2 separate regions of the Homo sapiens genome follow, and region 2 is linked to region 1. Evidence: chromatin loops called from intact Hi-C (ENCODE). Cell type or tissue: K562. All regions are shown on one strand. Each heading gives the region's core, and the rest is flanking DNA. Links, peaks and the distances in the headings are about the cores only.

Region 1 (10,459 bases), core at 2,468-7,467:
CAGGTAGGCAAGTAAGTTTTTATTCTAAAAGTTATTAAATAACATCTTCAAAATCGAGGCTTAACATTCTTAGTGATGCCACATTTGAAATCCCCACACGTAAGGATGAAAAATGCTAAACTAGAGATTTCGACTAATCTACTCAAAAAGCCTAACAGCAATTAAATATTCTAAGTCATCTGCTGCAGATGCTCATTTCATCCCAATGGCTCTTTCTGGTCGCCTCCCTATTTTTTTCTCCCCTGAACAAATTTAACCTCCAATGGCAATTTATTGGGCTGTAGGACCCTAGGAAAATGAATACAAATATCTTAACACTACCATTGGCTGGGCAATATATTTCAACTTTGAAACTGCTCTGCAATTGCACATTAATCCCCTCAGACTGAACAGAAGGTCTAGGAAGAAAGGATTGATCTCCTTTAATGATGAAACCCTGGCACTACAGTTTTATTTTTCATAACGCAGTGCTGCTAAGAACCCCACTGTTATTATGAAAATTTTCCTAGCAAAGGAGCTCCATCACATTACCGGTGCACCAATTCATCATAACGTGCCTTGCTCCTGCTCATCAACAAGTCTGAGTGATGAAAAGATCCAATATTATCCTGACAGTACTTCATGCGCATTCTCAATCACACATTATTACAGCATCCATATTAATTTTCAGTGACACGCGTCCTAGGCCTGTTCAAATTAGGCAAACCAACGAGGGGGAGTTGATGAAATACCAGCATAGCCACAGCTCATTGCATTCCAATTTGCATGCAAATGGTTTATCAGGAAAATTCCATTCCCAGCAACCAGCAAGTGAAAAACAACTGTAATCTACACTTCAGGGCCACCATACAGAGCTTAATGAATCGCAAAGAGAGAAGGAAGTGACAGACCTATGAGAGGATCGATTTCCACTGGCAGCTGGTATGGCTGGTCTTGTACAGCACCTTGATGAGCTGGAATTCACAAAAGATAAAGAAAAAAGGCATTATTTTTTATATACTAAACTACATAAAAATGCATAAGTCAAACCTTATGTAGAATTGTTTCCAATCTCTAAATCTTTCATGCAGTTTTGTGAAATTTAAAGAACAAAAATCCAGGTGCTTTTATGGCTAGCTTATTAAACATTTATTTTAGATTAGTGCCGCTCTGAACTGTGCCATCAGCAGTGGCTCCAGTCCTAGGCCATAAGCTATAGCAGATGCTTGACTGGCAACCTCTGATGCTGCAACAAAACAAAATTAAGTGGTAAAGCGCACTGAAAACAAAATGTGACAACCATCTGCTGACTGTAGCAAATACTATTTTTTTGTTACTTCTTAAAAAGGCAGTTTTGAATGCTACAGCACAAAGGATCTACAAAAATGTCAACTTATGATGGAGAAAGGGAAAGCTCTAAGTCAGGGAACATTTAGTGTTTCATCCATCACTTAAAATCAATCAATTGAAAGTTTGAATAAAAATAAAGAAAGCTATCCGCAGATAAATGTTTTAGTTAAATGCATTTGGCTGAAATATTTTCTTAAAGATTGGATTGAGGGTTTAAAAAGAAGTTTTATTAATATTTAATATTTCCATGGTTTCAATTTAAAAATACTCTGAGAAGGAGATGAATAACAAAAATCAATCTATCCTAAGAATACTTTGTTCAATTCTCAAAATGGTTTTAAAGATTCAGGCATACTTATTTTATAATTGAAGAGAGGTTTTGCAGGCTGTTTCCCTCTGAAAGGGAGAAGGACTTTCGGTAGAGAGGAAGTATATCAGGAATCAGGAACTACCTGATGCAACCTTGTGCAAATCATAAACCCTAAAACAGGGTTCAGAATAGATTATCTTTTCAGCTTCATAGTTCTGACAGTTAAATTCTGGGCCCTTTTCCAAACTATTTTCCCCAAACGACTCAGCCATTCACCCTGCTCAGTATCTACTTTTTATAGACTCACAAGCATTCACATTATTGCTTGGTTGGTATTAGAGCTCTGCTTAATGCCATTGATACCGGTGGGCTAGGGGAGGTCCCCAAACACCAGTGGGACCTCAACCCTGGCTCTTGACACTGTGGTGAGAAGAAACTCAAGGACAAGTCAGAAAATAGTGAAAGTATGGAGATTTATTGCAAAGCAAAAAGTACACACTCAAAAGGGGAGTGTGGGTGTACTCAAGAGAGAGTCGTGGACAAGGGGCGTTGGGGTTCCTATCTTTATGGGTTTCTGTTAACCAAGGGGTGGAATGTTCATGAAGATTCCTGGAAAAAGGTGGCAATTTCTCAGAACTGTGGTGCCATCCATTTTTACACCAAATATGAGTGCTCCTGGAACGGTCATGGCCCTGGTGGGTGTGTGATTTGTATGTTAATGAGCATATAATGAGGTCCTATGTGAAACCTAGATCAAACTCAGCACCATGTTGGGTCCAGACAGTCTCAGCCAGCTTGGCCTGCACCCTGGTTTTTTCAGGGTCTTATCAGATCTTAGCTTCTGCAGCTATTTCAACAGTTTCCTTTTGATAGTCAAGAAACTGCTGCCTGGAATTTTCTATTCTCCTGTGATTACCATATATTATTCCTGTCTTACCATAAGATTTTAGGAAATCTATCTGTCTTTGAGGGGCTGAAAATAAATATGGGGTACATTTCAATAAGTTCATTAGATTATTTTATACTTACTCTGTCATAGTTTCTCCAGTTAGTAAATACCAACTTTTTAAAGATGTTTGGAAGGTCATTAATACTGATAAAACACCTAAGTACAGTATTGGCACTAGAAATTACAGTATGTATAAGAAACTAAAGTAGCTGAAGAAAAGAAACCACAACGGCTCTTTTAAAAAAAACCCAAAAGGTATTTGTCTTTGCTGATTACTGTCTCTGCTGGCAAAGAAATCACAGGATACTCACAAGGGAGGACCAGGAAAAATGCACTACAGCCTCTGGTCTACCCAATAGTGCCACTTACTTCCAGCAATACCAGTGTCAATCAACATTAATACCTTTAGAATTTCCCTCTACTTCTCTGATAATCTGAGATCTTAGAAACATTTAAACCAAACTGTCAGTGAAATGGGTTTAAGGAGGTTTGCTGATGCTTCAAATCCTACTTCTGCCACTGACTGGCTGTATGAACTTGGTCAAGTTATGTAATCTCTATGTTTCAATTTCCTGATCTATAAAATAGGTTAGATTGAACCATATGAAATTGCCAATAACTGACTGTTTTGACCTATAAAAAAACGCGATTTCATATGGTTTCAACCTAAGTACAGAACCTACATCCTCAGGTTGTTAAGAAGATTGAGTTAATACACATAAAATGATTAAAACACTACTTGAAGAGGCATGAAAGTTTATCTACTCCAGCCATGTTTTGCCAGTGAGGACACTGAGCCCAGGGAGCTCGCCTTATTCTGCATCAAATATGCCCAGTCAGTGGCAGAGTTTGAGCCCAGGTTTTCTCACTCGGATTTTATGACCACCTCTCCCCTCTTTCATTAGAGCAGGAAAGTTGGGACCTGGATTCAGCACTGTTCTTTTTGGCCACCAGTTAGAATTTTTTTTAAGAAGAAGGAAAATCTTAGAAACTAGAAAAATGCTCTATAAACATTTGCTGGTGTTATTCTAATTTTTGGAGGTTTTCAAGATCCTTTGAATGAGAAGGGAGGTTAAAGATTATTTATTTTCTAAATCAGACACTACTCAAAGAACTGAGGGGAACCAGCTGTCTAATGAATGAGCTATGGAAATCATAGATCCTCAGAAAAGAAACAGAACCTAAAATTAAAAAAATAAATATTGTAATATGGATTTGATATTTACCAAAGAAAAACTGTCAGGGATTTTTGATGTTTGTTTTAAATCAAGGCATAGTGACAGGTAAAGGTAGCAAGAGATAGAATGAAAGGTTAGATTTATGTAAACATACCTAAAATGAAGCATAGACTTAATATAATAAACGCTTAATATTCTTAGTTGCAGGTGCAGCTCAAATTGGAGATCACATTCTAGAAAGATAACTGCCTGTGGTGTATTCCCATATGTTATCGCTTTTTGTATTTTTCTGGTGAAAAGTTGCTGTGTCATACTGTAAAGGCAGTATGTATGGAAAGGGTGAAGACAAACATCTCTAATGACATGGTTATAGACACAATGAAAGCTCACTGAACAGAAATATAGGCAAGATTCTGCAGAACCTTGCAGTTCCCCTAGCTATCTTACAGAAAGGTGAGCCAGGACTGGGAACAGTTGGATGCATCCTAAGTGGTACTCCAGCAGTGAGACTCTACCCCTAAATCACTTTACATATTTATTTATAGAAAAATTGGAAGTGGAGAAGATAATACCTGACCACTAGGTATTAAGGGAAGCAAGCTTTGTAGTGAGGGACACCAGCTTGCTGGAAAGGTGAAAGCCAGAAGCTTAGTCATCAACGCGTAGGGTCTTAAATGCTTAGGGTTATCAGTGCTAAAACTTGAAATCAGCTGGAGACCGAGGAGCCCTGTGGTTGAGCCAGCTCAGTTCCCGTTGAGCCAGCTCTTCCTAGGCTAAAGTAAAGATGGGGGCAGAGTACAGTCAGGGCTTTCCAGCAGTTGCAAGGTTTGCCCCTCCTCACATCTGATGTCACTCTGTTTAAACTGAAGAAGCTCTCAGGGCTGCCACAAACAGCCACCCAGGATAAGCATCATCATTGGTGGTCCTGAAGTCACACATGCTGGTGCAAAGCTCTAAGGGTAACCGCACATAGAGTAGGTAAATCCTCTAGTGTATTTGATAGAACATATCACCAGCATGTTTTTCTTCTAAAAAGTGTTTAGAGAAACAAAAAAATCACGTTTCTTAAATAAATTGTAATATTTAGTCCCAAAATATAAGTATGTTATTTTCATAAATATTTACTTCTGTAAGAGAAGTTTACTTAAAGAAAAAAGAATAAAAGGACATAATAATAGAGATATTAAATATCTGCCTCCATTTTTACTGTCTCTACCTTTTCTGAAATCTATTTTGTAGTCAAATATTGGCATTTATTTGCATCGTTTCATTTCCAATATACCCAGGAAAATGGCTATATTTAATCAATTCTAATACCAACTACAGATTCTTTGTGGTAGGTATACCTTATTGAGCTTAGTCAATGTACCAAGTTTTTGTTTGAATGTCAATTCTGTTCCCTTGTGAAAGCTGTTGCATTTAATTTGGCATGAGGTCCTTGTTCAAGAACTTGTATTTTTGCAACCATTTCAGGTATTCTAACGAGCAGTGCTTTATGCACACTTCAGAGATTTAATGACAATTTCATGAACTATTAAAATGTATCTTTTAAATTTGCCTACCTAAAACAACGGCTTGGGAAAAAAGTCTATAATCTCCAGAAGTTTAAAAGATTTTCCTTCTTCTTAAAAAAAATTCTAACTGGCCAAAGAGAACAGTGCTAAATCCAGGTCCCAACTTTCCTGCTCTAATGAGAGAGAATACATTACAGAGGGGTGGTCATAAAATCTGAGTGAGAAAACCTGGGCTCAAACTCCGCCACTGACTGGGCATATTTGATGCAGAATAAGGCGAGCTCCCTGGGCTCAGTGTCCTCACTGGCAAAACATGGCTGGAGTAGATAAACTTTCAATGCCTCTTTAAATCTGCACTGTTTATGATTCTAATGGTTATTTCAGTTGAGCATGACTGTGTTGAGCATTTAATGGAAGAACAGAAGGTACTTACAGATATTCAATATTTTGGCTATGTAATTTAAGTGTTCTTTTTTTTTTCTATTATCCTCAACAAATACTACCAATACTACCATGCCAAGCACAAAAAGGTACAGTTTCTGGCACATAATAGACAATCAGAATTGTTTACTGTGGCTGGACATAGTGGCTCATGCCTGTAATCCCAACACTTTAAGAGGCTGAGGCAGGAGGACTGCTTGAGGCCAGGAGTTCAAGACCAGCCTGGGCAACATAGCGAGCCCATCTCTACGAAAAGTTAAAAAAAATTAGCCAGGCATGGTGCTGCGTGCCTGTAGTCCTAGCTAATCAGGAGGCTGAGGCAGGAGGATTGCTTGTGCCCAGGAGTTCAAGGCTACAGCGAGCTATGATCACACCACTGCACTCCAGCCTGAGTGACAGAGCAAGGCCTTGTCTCTAAAAACAAACAAAAATTTGTAAAAACCCAAGTGTTTATTAAGTAAAATGAAAGTAAAAAAGAGAAACATTTGATAAATAAATAAATATATACTGTTTATGGACATAATATAGAATATCATTATATTAAAATACTATATTAGAAACAATATTTATCTCCAAGAATAAAGATAAACCACCAGAAGCTAAAAAGTAGTTTATGTTTTTAACATTTGTACTATATGCCTCACGTGGGCCTTTTTTAAGCCTTTCAAACTATTAAACAATTTGATTCAGACTAATGCTTGAAAATTAAAAGCTTAAATGTTGAGATATGCTATATTTAAGTGGGTATTACACAGTGTTCAGCAGTTACCATGCCTTATAATGGTATTTCTTTACTTACCAGGAAGGTTGTGCCATTTGTTCACCGCAAATAACCTGTTAGCAGTGACTGTGATCACAGCGGGAGTTGCCAAACCAGGCTGGGTGTTGGCTGCCACGTGAGTAACAGGGGAGTTGGAGGGAAACTTGAGGACCATGATAACATCCTGCTGGGCTTTGTCTGTGAACATCAATGGACTCTGCAGGAGGAGATACTGTTGAGTGGGCATGACAAGACCCAAATAGACAAGAAGGAAAAGATGAAGAAAGACAAGAAAGAGAGGGGGTGCAGGAAAAGAAGAGGAAGACCATATTAACATGAGTTGTAAGTGGAAGCACAGTGAGCAGAAAGGCTTGTAGAAACAGCAGTCATGATCTGTTATTCATGTATGTCGTTAGTTGGAATTTTGGGGGACTGAAGTAGAATACATTAACAGAAACACTTTAAAATTTATAAATTTTATGAGCTCCCTTTCCCTCCCCACTGCCACGAAAAACTAAAAGAATGATTTGATTTAGATTCTACACAGGCAAAGTGCTGGGGATTGCATTAAACCATTCTGGTTGCTATCGTGTCACATAATGATCTTTTAGCACTAAAAAAACAGTAAGAATGGACAACAGGCATAAAAGCAAGACAAGGTAATTTCCAAAGATCATCAAAAGTTGTGTTGAGTTAGCAGGAAGATTTTGACAACTACAAAGAGGTAATGAAAACAAATACATTTATAAACAATAGTTAGACTGCATGCATATATTATTACAGTAGAGAAATAACTTATGAACGTAATATACAAACTTAATTATAAAGGTGTTTGAAAGCAATGCATAAATGTACTTGTAAAAACAATATATTTATATAGTGTACCAAATCATAAACACTGCCTATTGTAATGCAAATGCTACTGCTTTCTGCTGTAGCTAGGAATAAAGAGAAATACCTAGGTGTTCCTCTTCCCTGTTGGTTAAAAAACAAACAAAACTAGAGCTCAAGACTTTTTTGATTTCTCCTTCAAAAAACAGAGTAATTGAAAATGTTAAATGAAACACTGTCTGTTCTAATAACCAGCAACCAAATAAATCTTGAAGACTACTAAGGATTTGGAACATTCTTACAACCCATATGTCATAATCCAAGACATATATAACACTGCTCTGATTTATTGGCTTTATTTATACTTTGTGGTGGTGTGCTATCATACAGTAATTGCACTGTACATTTTCAGCAATTCTCTCCTACCATGTCTGTTTTCTAATAGCTGATTAGTATCATTCAGAATTGAAACACTTTGATGAAATGCTTCTGGCTGCTTTCCTTCTGCCATATTTCAAAACACCAGGTAATATGTAAATGTGGAGGCACATATATTTAACACATATTTATTCAGAACTGGTAATAAAAAATTAAATACATTTGCATTTTTATTATCAGTCCTTTTAAAAAAGTTATTAAGAGTACTTAGAAAAACATATTGCACTAAGAATTCCTATTTGCACTCTTTGCATAAAGGTGTAAATAAAGGCAACTAATAAGCTACCCGGACACCCTTCTGAGCAAGTGGCTAAAAGCCAATCAATATTATGAGTTAATCCTCCCTGGATGCTCATTCAATTAAAGGTGTCAGTAATGCCTCATCTGATGTGGCCTCAATTAAGTCCAACTATCTGATGGTGTGAAAACACAGGGGGATACAGCAACAGCAGCAAAACCAGACAAATAGGCAGCCTTCGTGTGCCTGCTAATTACTACACCTGGTGTATATTATGGTTCATGCACTTAACGCAGCACGAGGTGGCTTTAATTTCTGCTATATTTGTGTGTGTCTCTGTGTGTGTGTGTGTGTGTGTGTGTGTGTGGGGATGCATTGATGGTTGATGGGGGAGCTCATCTGAATGTTACTAAAAACAATAAATATGTGGCCTTTGATTTTTAAAACCCTAGTATCACTAGTTTTTGTCACACAAAGAACGTTTTATATAGTTTTTAAGGAATTCTGTGAAATTAGGTAAAAATGAGAAACAGGGAGCAACATGAAGGAAAATATCCCATAAGCTAATTTTAAAGAAGTCCTGGGAAAAGGAAATGAACATCATTTCCAAGTACCAAGTCTTATTTTTCAATTATGTAGTTTTTAAATAATATTTACGAAAGTCAATTTATAAACTCAGAGAAAATCAGAGTACAACATAATCATAAAATCTCACTGAAAGGAAGTACATACATATTTCTGAGCTTAACAGCTCATACTATAAATATAATTAGGCTCAAATTGAATAGTTCCAATGTTTATGCCCTTAAAAAACACAAAAAAAATCTCTCATGTGTAGGAAGAATGTCTTGTTTACATAGTGACTCTGGTGGGCCAACTCTAAGCCACACGGCAAGGACCAGCCACCTTCCACAGCAAGCTGCAGACACCATGTCCAGAAATGTCCACTGCCTTCGTACAAATATCTGTCCCTCTAGTCTGCTCCTCCATACCCCATCCTGACTAGAGCTCCTGATGCAGGCAAGTAGCAGGAAACTCTCTTGGGCGTTTCATCATATATCCTTGGCTAAAAAGCATGAATGAGAAACACCAGAAATAAGAAAACCATACCCCACACTACTAGGCTACTCTGCAGTGACAGCAGCAGCTGCAGATGAGCAGAGCAACTGGTAAAACAGGGATAAGAGAAACAAAGCCTCTTTTAATACTGGGTACCTCTGTGAGCCAAGGCTGGGGTACAAGTAGGAAATTGCTAGCCAGGTTTCATCAGTTTTCCCAGATTAAGTATACATTTGTTGACAACTCTGGTTTCTTTTTAAACTGCCTTTTCCCCATGCACATATGGACAAAGCGAAAAACACAATTTGTGCAAGTCTGAAGAGGAGTTCAGGTATTCAATTCAGAGGATAAAGGTAATGGAAAAGACGGCCTCCCATCCTTATATGAGCATGAGCCTTCCCCGCCTTCTCACCCTCGGGATAGCAAAGCTGCTCTGCCTGTATGAGCCAATAAGCCTCTGCCATGGAAGAAGGCTGGGCAGTGACCCCAGCAGAAAGTCAATGGAGCAGAGGAGGTGCTTCCATTTGCCAGCACCAATGCAGCCTGAGTCTCAATGGCAAGCTATTACTAAAGCTAATTCCAAATGCAAACATAAATCATTCTTACTATTTTTATGGCACTATCTTCCATTGTTCTTGCTAAATGTTTGCTATCTATGTAGTCTTCTGCCCACTAAAGTCACTCTTCACGTTCATCTAAATCTGATTTTACTGATTTAAAAACATGTAGGGGAAAGAGTGATGCAAACAATTTTTAAAATGTGTATAGCTTATGATGGCCAATTCATACTGCTAGATAAAGAAGGAGAAAAAATCTTGGAAGAAGAAAGAAAATGACAAAGAGCACAGAGGGAAAAAAAGACACAGAAGGTGATGTGGGAAGAGAAAGGAAAAAAAAAAAGGAAAAAAGAGCCAGAGGTAGCAGGGCCTCCTCTCTATTTCTTACTTTCTTCACTGCTACTCTTTCCTTCCCAGTATTTATCAAAATTCTGCTATCTCTACACCACAACATGGAATTTGACTTTATATAATTGTTAATTATATTTACGGGAACAGACTTTGTAGTTTCTATTCTTAATTTAAAACAGCAATGAGCAACTTCTTTTTATGAGGGACAATTGAAAAACAATATGTATAGTCTATTCCTTAAAAATTATTTTAATCACGCACTTCAATTTGTTACTCTGCCAATTTTTTTTTCCTCATTGAAGAATTTTCCCCCTGAAATTTCAGGAACTATAAAGGTAAAATGGCCACCTTATTTTGTAGCTCAAGTCTATTTCCGTACCCATGATTCTGGGCTGACTTTTGACTTGCTTTGACCAATGAAATGTGGCATAAATGATGTGTAGGTTCAAAAGCAAGCCTCAAGAAGTCTGGCTGCTTCTGTCTGTCTTCATTCTCATGGGACTG
Region 2 (10,459 bases), core at 2,090-7,089, 220 kb after region 1:
TATGAGATAATATTAAGGACTATTATTAATAATTTCATTAGATAATATTGTTACTTTGGTCTTTGTAGGAAAACATATTGTTTTAAAGACATAGAAAAGTATTTAGGAATGGACTGTTGGGTACCAATTTATTTTAAAACCCTTCAGCATTTCACTTGTGGTAGTGACTGAATTTCAATTGCGGTCGATTTTGGGGCACAAAGGTGGCTTCTGGTGCTGGTAACATTCTGTTTCCTATTCTAGTTGCTGGTTTTATCATTCTGTCCACTCTGCAAAAAGTTAGTGTGTTGTACAATTATGTGCAGTTTTCAGTATATGATGTATTTCCATGAACAGTATAAAACAAACTAATCAGCGTTAAAAAATGTTTACATGAATTAATTTTAAAATGCAACAGCTCTGGATTAAATTGTTTGGTTTTCAATTTTGGCTCTAAGCCTAATCAAGAACACAATCCCATTTATAATAGACACACACACACATAAACAAATGAGGTGAAAGGTCTCCACAAAGAGAACAACATAACATTGTGAAAAGAAATCAGAGATCACACAAACAAATGGAACAACATTCCGTTCTCATGAATTGGAGGAATTAATATCATTAAAATGGCCATACTACCCAAAGCAATTTACACATTCAACACTATTTCTCTCAAACTACCAATGTCATTTTTCACAGAATTAGAAATAACTATTCTAAAATCATATGGAAGCAAAAAAGAGGCTGAATAGCCAAAACAATCCTAAGCAAAAAGAACAAAGCTGGAGGTTTCACATTACCTGACTTCAAACTATACTATAAGACTACAATAACCAAAACAGCATGATACTGGTACAAAAACAGACACATAGACCAATGGAACAGAATAGACAATTCAGAAATAAAGCTGCACACCTACAACAAAAGTTTTAAAAAGTTGACAAAGATAAGCAATGGCGAAAGGACTGCCTATTTAATAAATAGTGCCGGTATAACTGGGTATCCATACACAAAAAATGAAACTGGACCACTGCCTTTCAAAATATACAAAAATTAACTCAAGATAGATGAAAGATTTCAAGGTAAGACCTCAAGCTATAAAAATCCTAAAAGAAAACCTAGGAAGTACCATTCTGGACATTGGCCTTGGCAAAGAACTTACAACCAAGTCCTCAAAAGCAATTGCAACAGCAATGTCAACAAAAAATGACAATTGAGATCTAATTAAAATAAAGAGCTTCTGCACACCAAAAGAAACTATCAACCAAGTAAACAGACAACCCATGGAATGGGAGAAAATATTTGCGAACTATGCATCTGACAAAGGCCTAATATCCAGAATCTATAGGAAACTTCATTCAACAAGCAAAACCCAAAGAACCCCATTAAAAAGTGAACAAAGGACCGGGCACAGTGGCTTACACCTGTAATCCCAGCACTTTGGGAGGCTAAGGCAGGTGGATCACTTGAGGTCAGCAGTTGCTCAGGACCAGCCTGAACAACATGGTGAGACCACCATCTCTACTAAAAATACAAAAATTAGCCAGGCATGGTGGTGCACGCCCGTAGTCCCAGCTATTTGGGAGGCTGAGGCATGAAAATTGCTTGAACCCAGGAGGGGGAGGTTGCAGTGAGCCAAGATCACACCACTGCACTGCAGCCTGGGTGACAGAGCGAGACTCTGTCTCAAAAAAAAAAGCGAACAAAAGACATTGAACAGAAGCTTCTCAAATGTGTCCAATGTGCAACCAACAAATATATTAAAAAGTGCTCAACATCACTAATCATCAGAGAAATTCAATTCAAAACCACAATGAGATACCATCTCACACTAGTCAGAATGGCTATTATTAAAAAGGCAAACAAATAACAGGTGCTGGTGAGGCTGCAGACAAAAGAGAACTTTTATACACTGTTGGTGGAAATGTAAATTCGTTCAGCCACTGTGGAAAGCAGTTTGGAGATTTCTCAAAGAACTGAAAACAGAACTACCATTTGACCCAGCAATCCCATTGCTGGATATATACTCTAAAGAAAATAAATCATTCTACCAAAAAGACACATGCACTGGTATGTTTATTGCAGTACTATTCACAATAGCAAAGACAAGGAATCAACCTAGATGCCCAGCAACAGTGGGGTTGATAAAGGAAATATGGTACATATAGATCATGGAAAACTGCACAGCCATAACAAAGAATAAAATCATGTCCTTTGCAGCAACGTGCATGCAGCTGGAAGCCATCATCCTGAGTGAATTAATGCAGGAACAGAAAACCAAATACCACATGTTCTCATTCATAAATGGGAGTTAAACACTGGGTACATATGGACATACAGATGGGAACAAGAGAGATTAGAGACTACTAAAGGGGGGAGATGGGGAGGGGTAAAAGGGGTGAAAAACTATCTACTGGCCAGGCGCACACCTGTAATCCAATCCCAACACTTTGGGAGGCTGAGGCAGAATGATTGCTTGAGCCCAGGCTCAGTGAGCCAAGATCATGTCACTGCACTCTAGCCGGATTACAGAGTGAGGCCCTGTCTCAAAAAAAAAAAAAAAACAAAAAACTACCTATTGGGTATTATGCTCACTACCTAGGTGACAGGATCATTCCTACCCCAAACCTCAGTGTTATTCAATATTCCCATGTAACAAACCTGCACATGTAGCCTCTGAATCTAAAAGTTAAGGGTTTTAAAAACCTTTAACTTTTTTTTTTTGTTAGACAGAGTCTCATTCTTGTCACCCAGGCTGGAGTGCAGTGGCATGATCTCAGTTCACTGCAACCTCTGCCTCCTGGGTTCAAGCAATTCTCCTGCTTCAGGCTCCCGAGTAGCTGGGACTATGGGCACGCACCACCATGCCCGGCTAATTTTTGTATTTTTAGTAAAGATGGGGTTTCATCATGTTGTTCAGGATGGTCTCAATCTCTTGACGTCGTGATCCGCCCGCTGCGGCCTCCCAAAGTGCTGGGATTACAGGCATAAGCCACAGTGCCCAGCAGTTTGTTTAAATTGAGGCTGTACCATGAACTGGGTAAGTTATTAACAGCCCTGCACCTCAATTTCTTCATCTGAAAAATGTTAGCCATAAAAAATTTTTTACCCCAATTTCTAAACTAGGCTATTCTAAGGTATTTTCTTCTTTCACTTGCCATTTTTTGTGTGTTTATATTACTTTCCTTATTCAGTCCAAAATAGATTTCCAATGCCCTATCTCTAAAAGTTGGAAACATTCTGAAATAAATCTAAACAAGAGTTTTCAATTGAAATTAATACCAGTAGTCTTATAAAGTCGAAAGGAGATTCACAGTATCAACATAGTCTTAAGCGCATCTTAAACAATATATCTGCTCTGAATAGTTACCTGGAAGTGGCAGTGATTGTATGGCCTCACTAGAATCCAACGTAACATATACCAGAATATTATACATTAATTGACCTGAACACTACTCAGTGTGCTAAGTGATCTGGAGAACAGTAACTGAGATACATATACATCTAGAAGTTCACAAAGGGAAGTAGAAAAGGTGTTGCCGAGAAGACTATTCAAGATTACTTTGTCAGTACTGAAACTGTATATTTTATCAGAAATAAAATTCTAGGAATATCTTTTAGAGTATCAGTTCGTTAAACATCAGTAAAGGAATAAAAACATTTATGTACTCACAAATATCGTATTAATATTTGAAAGTTTTTTAATGTTTAGTATTTTATTTTTTAATTTTTATGTATTTATGTCATTTGAAGTATACTGAATAGCTTTTAAATTAAATCATAGCTAACTTACTTTCCGTTATATGTCTTGCTACTTAATAAAGAATATCACAAAATACCTAGGTTTTACGGACATTTTAATAATATAAACTGACCATTATTTTTGCATTCTCGAAAACAGACCATAATACTCTTAGGTAGTATGCTGAACATTTGGGATGGGTTTTTATGGGTGTTGTTGTTGTTGTTGGGAGACGGAGTCTCACTCTGTCACCCAGGCTGAAGTGCAGTGGCGCGATCTCGGCTCACTGCAGCCTCCTAGGTTCAAGCGATTCAAGTAGCTGGCTACAGATGTGCGTCACCACACCCGGCTAATTTTTGTATTTTTAGCAGAGACGGGGTTTCACCATGTTGGCCAGGCTGGTCTTGAACTCCTGACCTCATGTGATCCGCCTGCCTCAGCCTCTCAAAGTGCTGGGTATACAGGCATGAGCCACCAGCGCCCAGCCAACATTTTGAAAAACAATAAAAATGAAGATTTTAAGGCATGCTATTGTTTTACAAAATAGCCTGGCTTAATTTTGTAGTTGTAAAGTAACTCAACAAAAAGCAATTGTAAGAATGTTTATAATACATTCCTTAATAACAATAGCAACTTATACTTTCTTAAAAGTGTTTTTCCTTTATAACTTTCAAAATGTTACTATTACACAACTCAGTGATATACATGTGTCATATAAGTTGGTGCAATTATCTAGCAGAAATACAGCCACAGAAGCTAAGAAGGGCCCTGTGTCAGCAAAATCAACTTTAAAGAACATCTTGCTTAGAAACTAGAGAGCATAAACTCAAAATTTAAAGCTATTTTTGTTGCTGTAAATTTTTAACCATATAGATGCACCATTAAACAGCAAAACTTTTCTGATTTTCAGGATGAATTTTATAATGCTAATATAGAGCAGCGGAAATCATAACCATTACTGTCCTCAAAAAATGGTGGCTTTATCAGTTCTAGGAAAATTTACATATGAGTAACAGAAAACCTAACTAAAAAATGTTGTAGGCAGCTTAGATTCCTTTCTTCTCAAATAACAAAGGTAAACGAAAGTTAGCCAGTTACTGGATTTAGTCAGTTCAATGGCTCAAATAGTATAAAGGCTCGGGGTTCTATTATTTTCTTGGCTTGTTCCACGTATTATGTTTAAGTTCCAGGGAGGAAGAAGGGAAAGGAGAAGGATAAAGACCAAAGAGCATGACTGAGCTGAGTCAGCTCCACCTATAAAAAGGTTTCCCAGAACTCCAACCCAGCTTCTACTTATCTCTTGCTGGCAAAAAATATACCTAATGATCAGTCCTAGCTTCAAGGAAAGCTGGAAAAACTGGGACAGGAGAAGGAGGTTAAGCTGGAACATTGGTTCCTTTCAAAATTCACAGTCCTATCAGTTTTCTTAAAATATATTTCTGAAACTACTGCCATCCAAACTACTTCATATATAACAGTTCTTAAGAACATGCCAAATATAGACATTTCTCCTCTTTGAAAAAACACCTAAGGAAGGAAAATATTAAAAAATAGAATAAATGATTTTTTAAAAGGTATCAATTTCAGAAGTTTAAATACATTTTTATAGTGTCTAGTACCGTTTTATGCTATTTTAATGATTCAACTATATACTATCTACAGAAGACTCACTTTATAATTCATTTATTTTTAGAGACAGGGTCTTGCTCTGTCATTCAGGCTGGAGTGCAGTGGATGCTTCCTTGAACCTCATAGCTCGCTGCAGCCTTGAACTCCTGGGCTCAAGTGATCATCCTGCCTCAGGCAGCAATAGGTGCACACTATCACACCTGGCTAATTTAAAAAAAATTTTTTTTTGTAGAGGCAGTGTCTCGGTATGTTGCCCAACCTGGTCTTGAGCTGGTCTCAAGCAATCCACCTGCCTCGGGAGACTCCATTTAGATTTAAAGACAGAAATACCTTGAAAGTAAATAAATGGAAAAATACTTACAATATTTACTGCATATATTGCATACTAATATGTAAAATTAAGCAATAAAGCATATGTTATGTCTGAATCATGCATTGCATTTTAGAATAGTATTTTAAAATTTATAGTACTTATTAACCAGCTTTTTACTTTTGAAATCAATCTCAAACAAAAATGGGTTCATTGCCTCACAAGTGTCTCTAAACCTTGCTCCTCCCCTATCCTCTGGTTTCCTGCAGGCAGGCAGTATAACCAATGGGTAAGAGCATGAATTCTGGAATTGGACTACCTGGGTTCAAAACTAGCTCTAGCAATGCTGGGCAAACTAATTAATTTCTCTTAGCTCATTCAGCTATAAAACAGAAATAATAATTGTAAGAATTAAATGAGTTAATGTATATAAAACTTACAGCATATCACACATTAAAAGTGTCATTTCTTGTTATTGTTATGACCTTTTCCTTCATTTGTGATACATGTATTAAGCACTTACCATATACCAGACATTGTGCTAAATATTAGAAATTTGGGTATTTGGGTTATGACCAAATCAGACATAAACTCTGTCTTGCACATATCAAAAATATTAAACATGATTTTACCACCTTTTTATTACTATAAAAAGTGAATACTGAATTTGTTTTCTGCAGCTAACGAGAAGAAATCAATAAAGGAAAGTTAATATAAACACAAAGCAATGAAAATATTTATAAGGCATTGATGATGCTAGCCAGTTCCTGCTTCCTGTAACACCTAGCTATGAATGTTCTTAAAAGACAAATCCAGAATCGAAAAACAAACTCAATGATTTAAAATCACCCAATCTTCAGAATTTCTATTCCATATAATTATGAATCTGATAATGACACATCCATAATCATACAAAAAAATTTTAAGGTTTCATAGCAAACTTCAAGAAAATTTTAGATAGTCTGGTGGTACTAAAAAATTAGACCAAAATAATTTTATAATGAGGCTTAACATTAAAATACAAAAATGCAAATAAATTGCCATCTTTATTACCAAAAACATAAGTGTCCCAAAATTCACCAGTCCCCCACAAAAAACTAGAACACATATTTATTAACTCAAGGGGCTTTGCTAATTATGTAAATGTCTATCTTTTCTACATGTAATTTCATTCAAACTTCCTCTCTTTCCCCCAATTAACGATCCTGCCAAATGTTGGGACTTGAAAAGGCCACAGCTTTATACACAATTAACAGTCAAATTCTAACACAAATTACATGTCATTCTTATCTCTGTATACACATTGAACTCCTATATCTTGTTGCCAAGAGGGAGCTTGCACTAGGGAATACATCCTGAATTTGTTTAATGTCCAGGAATAACATTTCACACTTAGAAAGGAGATACTATCCACTGCCAGCTATGTGAACTGAAATTTGCCATGTCCTATCCTTTTCATTTTGTTCAAATAGGTAGTTTAGAAAATGAGTAACTATCCACTTATCTGTTTTAACCAAATATTTTCTTGACGCAGAAGAGGCAATCATGATCTTTGGTTTTCTTTAGACACTTTTTAGGATGATTACAGAAACTTTTATGAATGGTAAACTTATTTTCTGAATAGAAATTGGGGAACTATCATTTGACACATAATCTCACTACCAGAAAAAATATTTGCAATTGGATCAATCCCAGAAAATTAGATTTACATATATGGTCATTATATTTATGATTGCTTCCCGAGAAAAGGTTTCAACAGCAGCAACACTAGAAATAACCAATTTCTTATTCAGTAAGTATATGAGACAATCATCACATCAAAATAGTCAGACATGTCCCAATCTTTTGAAGTATAGCATTTTATTACCAAAGTACCTCAACAAATACCAGTCATTTACATACTAAAAGGGCAACTAAAATATATTTTATATATATTAATATGTACATGTTATGACCTAAAGTTATGAAAGCTTGTAAAACACAGCACTTTTAGAATACAAACATCCCCAAATTAAACTTTTAAAGAAACAAATCTGATTGGGTTTAGTTACTAGCTTACTGCTCTTCAGTAGTCTCCACTGTCCTTAGAATAGTATCAACTGGCATTTGTCTACCTGTCCAGCTTTGCCTCCTACAATCTGCTTACTAAACCCTCAGCTCCAAACATAATTCTTCCTTTCTTTTTTTTTTTTTCTTTCAAGACAGAGTCTCAATCTGTTGCCCAGACTGGAGTGCAGTGGTACGATCTCGGCTCACTGCAACCTCCTCCTCCTGGGTTCCAGTGATTCTCATGCCTCAGTCTCCTGAGTAGCTGAGATTACAGGTGCATGCCACCATGCCCAGCTAATTTTTGTATTTTTAGTAGTGACGGAGTTTTGCCATGTTGGCCAGGCTGGTCTCAAACCCCTGACCTCCAGTGATACACCCACCTTGGCCTCCCATACCATAATTCTTTCTATTCCTCCATCTCAACAAACTATCTCTTTAAACTGACATTTACCCTAAGCCTGGAATACAATAACCGCTCATCTTTCAGTTCACACTTCAAATGTCGTTTCCTCAATGAAGCCTTCCTTTAATTCCCTTCTCCTATCCCTGACCCCCAAATAGATTCAGTGCCCAGATATACATTTCCATGCTACTCCACACTTCCTTGCCACAGCAATTTCTACAGTATATTGAAGCTTGTTGTTCACCCCCTGTTGGCATGTAAGCTCTGTAACATTAAGAAAAACCATGTTTGTCTTGCTCACTATTGAATTCCCAAGGTCTAAACATATGGGCCTGACCCTCACACCCTCATTTGATTTCTAAAATTGGGCTTACATATATCAAATTAAGGCAGGGCTCATATGCATTGCAACATTCAGTTAAAATACTCTCTTCCATCGTTATAAATTCCTTCATATGAATATAAAATGTTCTGATAACCAAAACAAACAAGAAAAAGTGAAAAAATTGCAATTTGTTTCTACACTGCCTTCAGTTTCATGTGGTGAATCTGGAGTCAGAACCCTAGATTTGACTTCAGATTGTATCGCCTGTTACCTATATGATGATGTGAAGTGCTTAACATCACAAAGCCTCATATTCCTCTTCTGTAAAATAGAAAATATTAATGCTTGTCCCACAAACCTTAAAGAGCTGGGATCTATTAATAAAATTATGCTCATGAAAGCCTTTAAAAACGATGAAGCATTTCATAATAAAATGAATTAACATCTTTGTTATTAATACCATAATCAAGGTAATCTCAGTTAAAAATAATGCATACAAATTATTTCAGAAAAACTTTGGCATATATATGAGCTAGAATGTACTAGTTAAAATAAATACAAAAGTTTAACCTCAAAAGAAGATTACAAATCAATTGTAAAATACATTCCAATATTCTAAGATATTGTTGCTACAATCTCAGAAAATTTTACTCCTGAAATTTCATATCCTTCGTGATATCTGAAACCTATCAGTTAAATTCATTATTAATTCTTTTATTTTACTTATTGCACTTTAGAATCCCATCCAGGGAATCTGTTATTATTCTGAGACCACAATCATAATTCTTTTTAAAATAAAAATGTGAACATTAAGCTTAAAAAAAATAATTCGCAACTTAACTCTGTGGTAAACAGGTGAACAAAACAACAATTATATAATATCTAAAACCATTTTATGCTTTAAAAATAGGTTTATATGTACTGAATACTGGCTAAGATAGGAAATATTTGATTTCAAATTTGTTAAGAATTTAAAGACATAAAAAGTTAGATTAGAAGTTATCTTAAAACAACAATAAGGTAGTCATTAAAAACATGATCAAACAAGAAAACAATTTCTTTTAACTCATGCTAGGAAAGTTATTCAATATTCTATTACTTATTAGAGTAAAAATAATCTTGGTCTTTGATTTTTGAGTGTTAAAAAACCAAACTTTTCCAAAATTCAACTTCTGATGCAACAGCTAATTCAGAAAAGAAAAAGTTTTTTTTTTTCTTTTTCCTATCCATTTGGGCTACATGATTCTAAAATTACAGGTATAGTCACAAAGAGCATATGCTTCCCCCAAAGCTCTGAAGGCATGTAAGAAACTACTGTAGTTAAAGCTTGAACAAGCAAGTCTTTTTTAATCCACATTTTTCATATAGAAGAAAGATTTGTGTATTTTGCAAAAGTAATGCTATTGCGATATTACGACTTTGAACTAAAGCTCTAAAATCATACTATTCAACTAAAGGTTTCTTTAGCAATATTAACATGGCCACGCTGCACATGTTACTTTTAGCTTCTTTGTGTACAACAAACTGCATTCAATTGGTGAACAAATACAATGTTTAGTATCATATTTAAAACCACTATTCAAACCTTTTCTTAATGCTGTTATCAGTTTTCCTTTTGCAACAATTTTGTGTATAAAAATAAAAGCACTGGATTTTTATTAGCGCTGCCCCTTCTTTGTTTTGCTCCACTCTGCAAAGCCCTTTTGGGACACTAAGCCTGCATTTACCATAATACGGATTAAACTTTCTTTGTCCCATTGCACAAGGTTTGTTAGCAGGTTAGTCTTTTTACACTTTTCACAGGCTGCCTGCAGCTTACCCTTTAGGCCTCACTCAAAATACTTCTGTGGATTTACAAAAATACCAGAGTGGTCTTGGGGTTAATTGGAAGATAAGTGCAGTCTTTAACATAGAGACTCATTAAACATTTAGCCTTACCACAATCCACTATCCTTGAAAGAGAAAAGTTCTAGAGACACTTTAGGAATAATAACACAGTAAAATTGTTTTAAAAAATGA

Evidence for each region. Peaks named below come from ENCODE experiments on the same cell type or tissue, not always from the same donor. Only the 100,000 strongest peaks of a DNase experiment are listed, where the experiment ranks them.
Region 2: it touches region 1 in a loop (3.0-fold over the local background); 1 of 110 quality-filtered maps calls a loop at or near these places.

Annotation. Positions count from the first base shown.
Region 1 is chr4:150,314,671-150,325,129 of GRCh38, forward strand. It overlaps LRBA (LPS responsive beige-like anchor protein), which reads right to left. Exons shown (of 57, transcript NM_001364905.1): 50 at 6,521-6,698; 51 at 891-953. Among named protein-coding and RNA genes, the nearest start is that of DCLK2, 240 kb to the left of the region's middle. In K562, for the core only: no CTCF peak of the experiment used is centred there; DNase peaks (open chromatin) are centred at 4,511 and 6,631.
Region 2 is chr4:150,536,285-150,546,743 of GRCh38, forward strand. The region is part of intron 40 of LRBA (LPS responsive beige-like anchor protein); the gene reads right to left. Among named protein-coding and RNA genes, the nearest start is that of LRBA-AS1, 38 kb to the right of the region's middle. In K562, for the core only: no CTCF peak of the experiment used is centred there; DNase peaks (open chromatin) are centred at 4,967 and 6,987; H3K4me3 peaks cover 171 bases.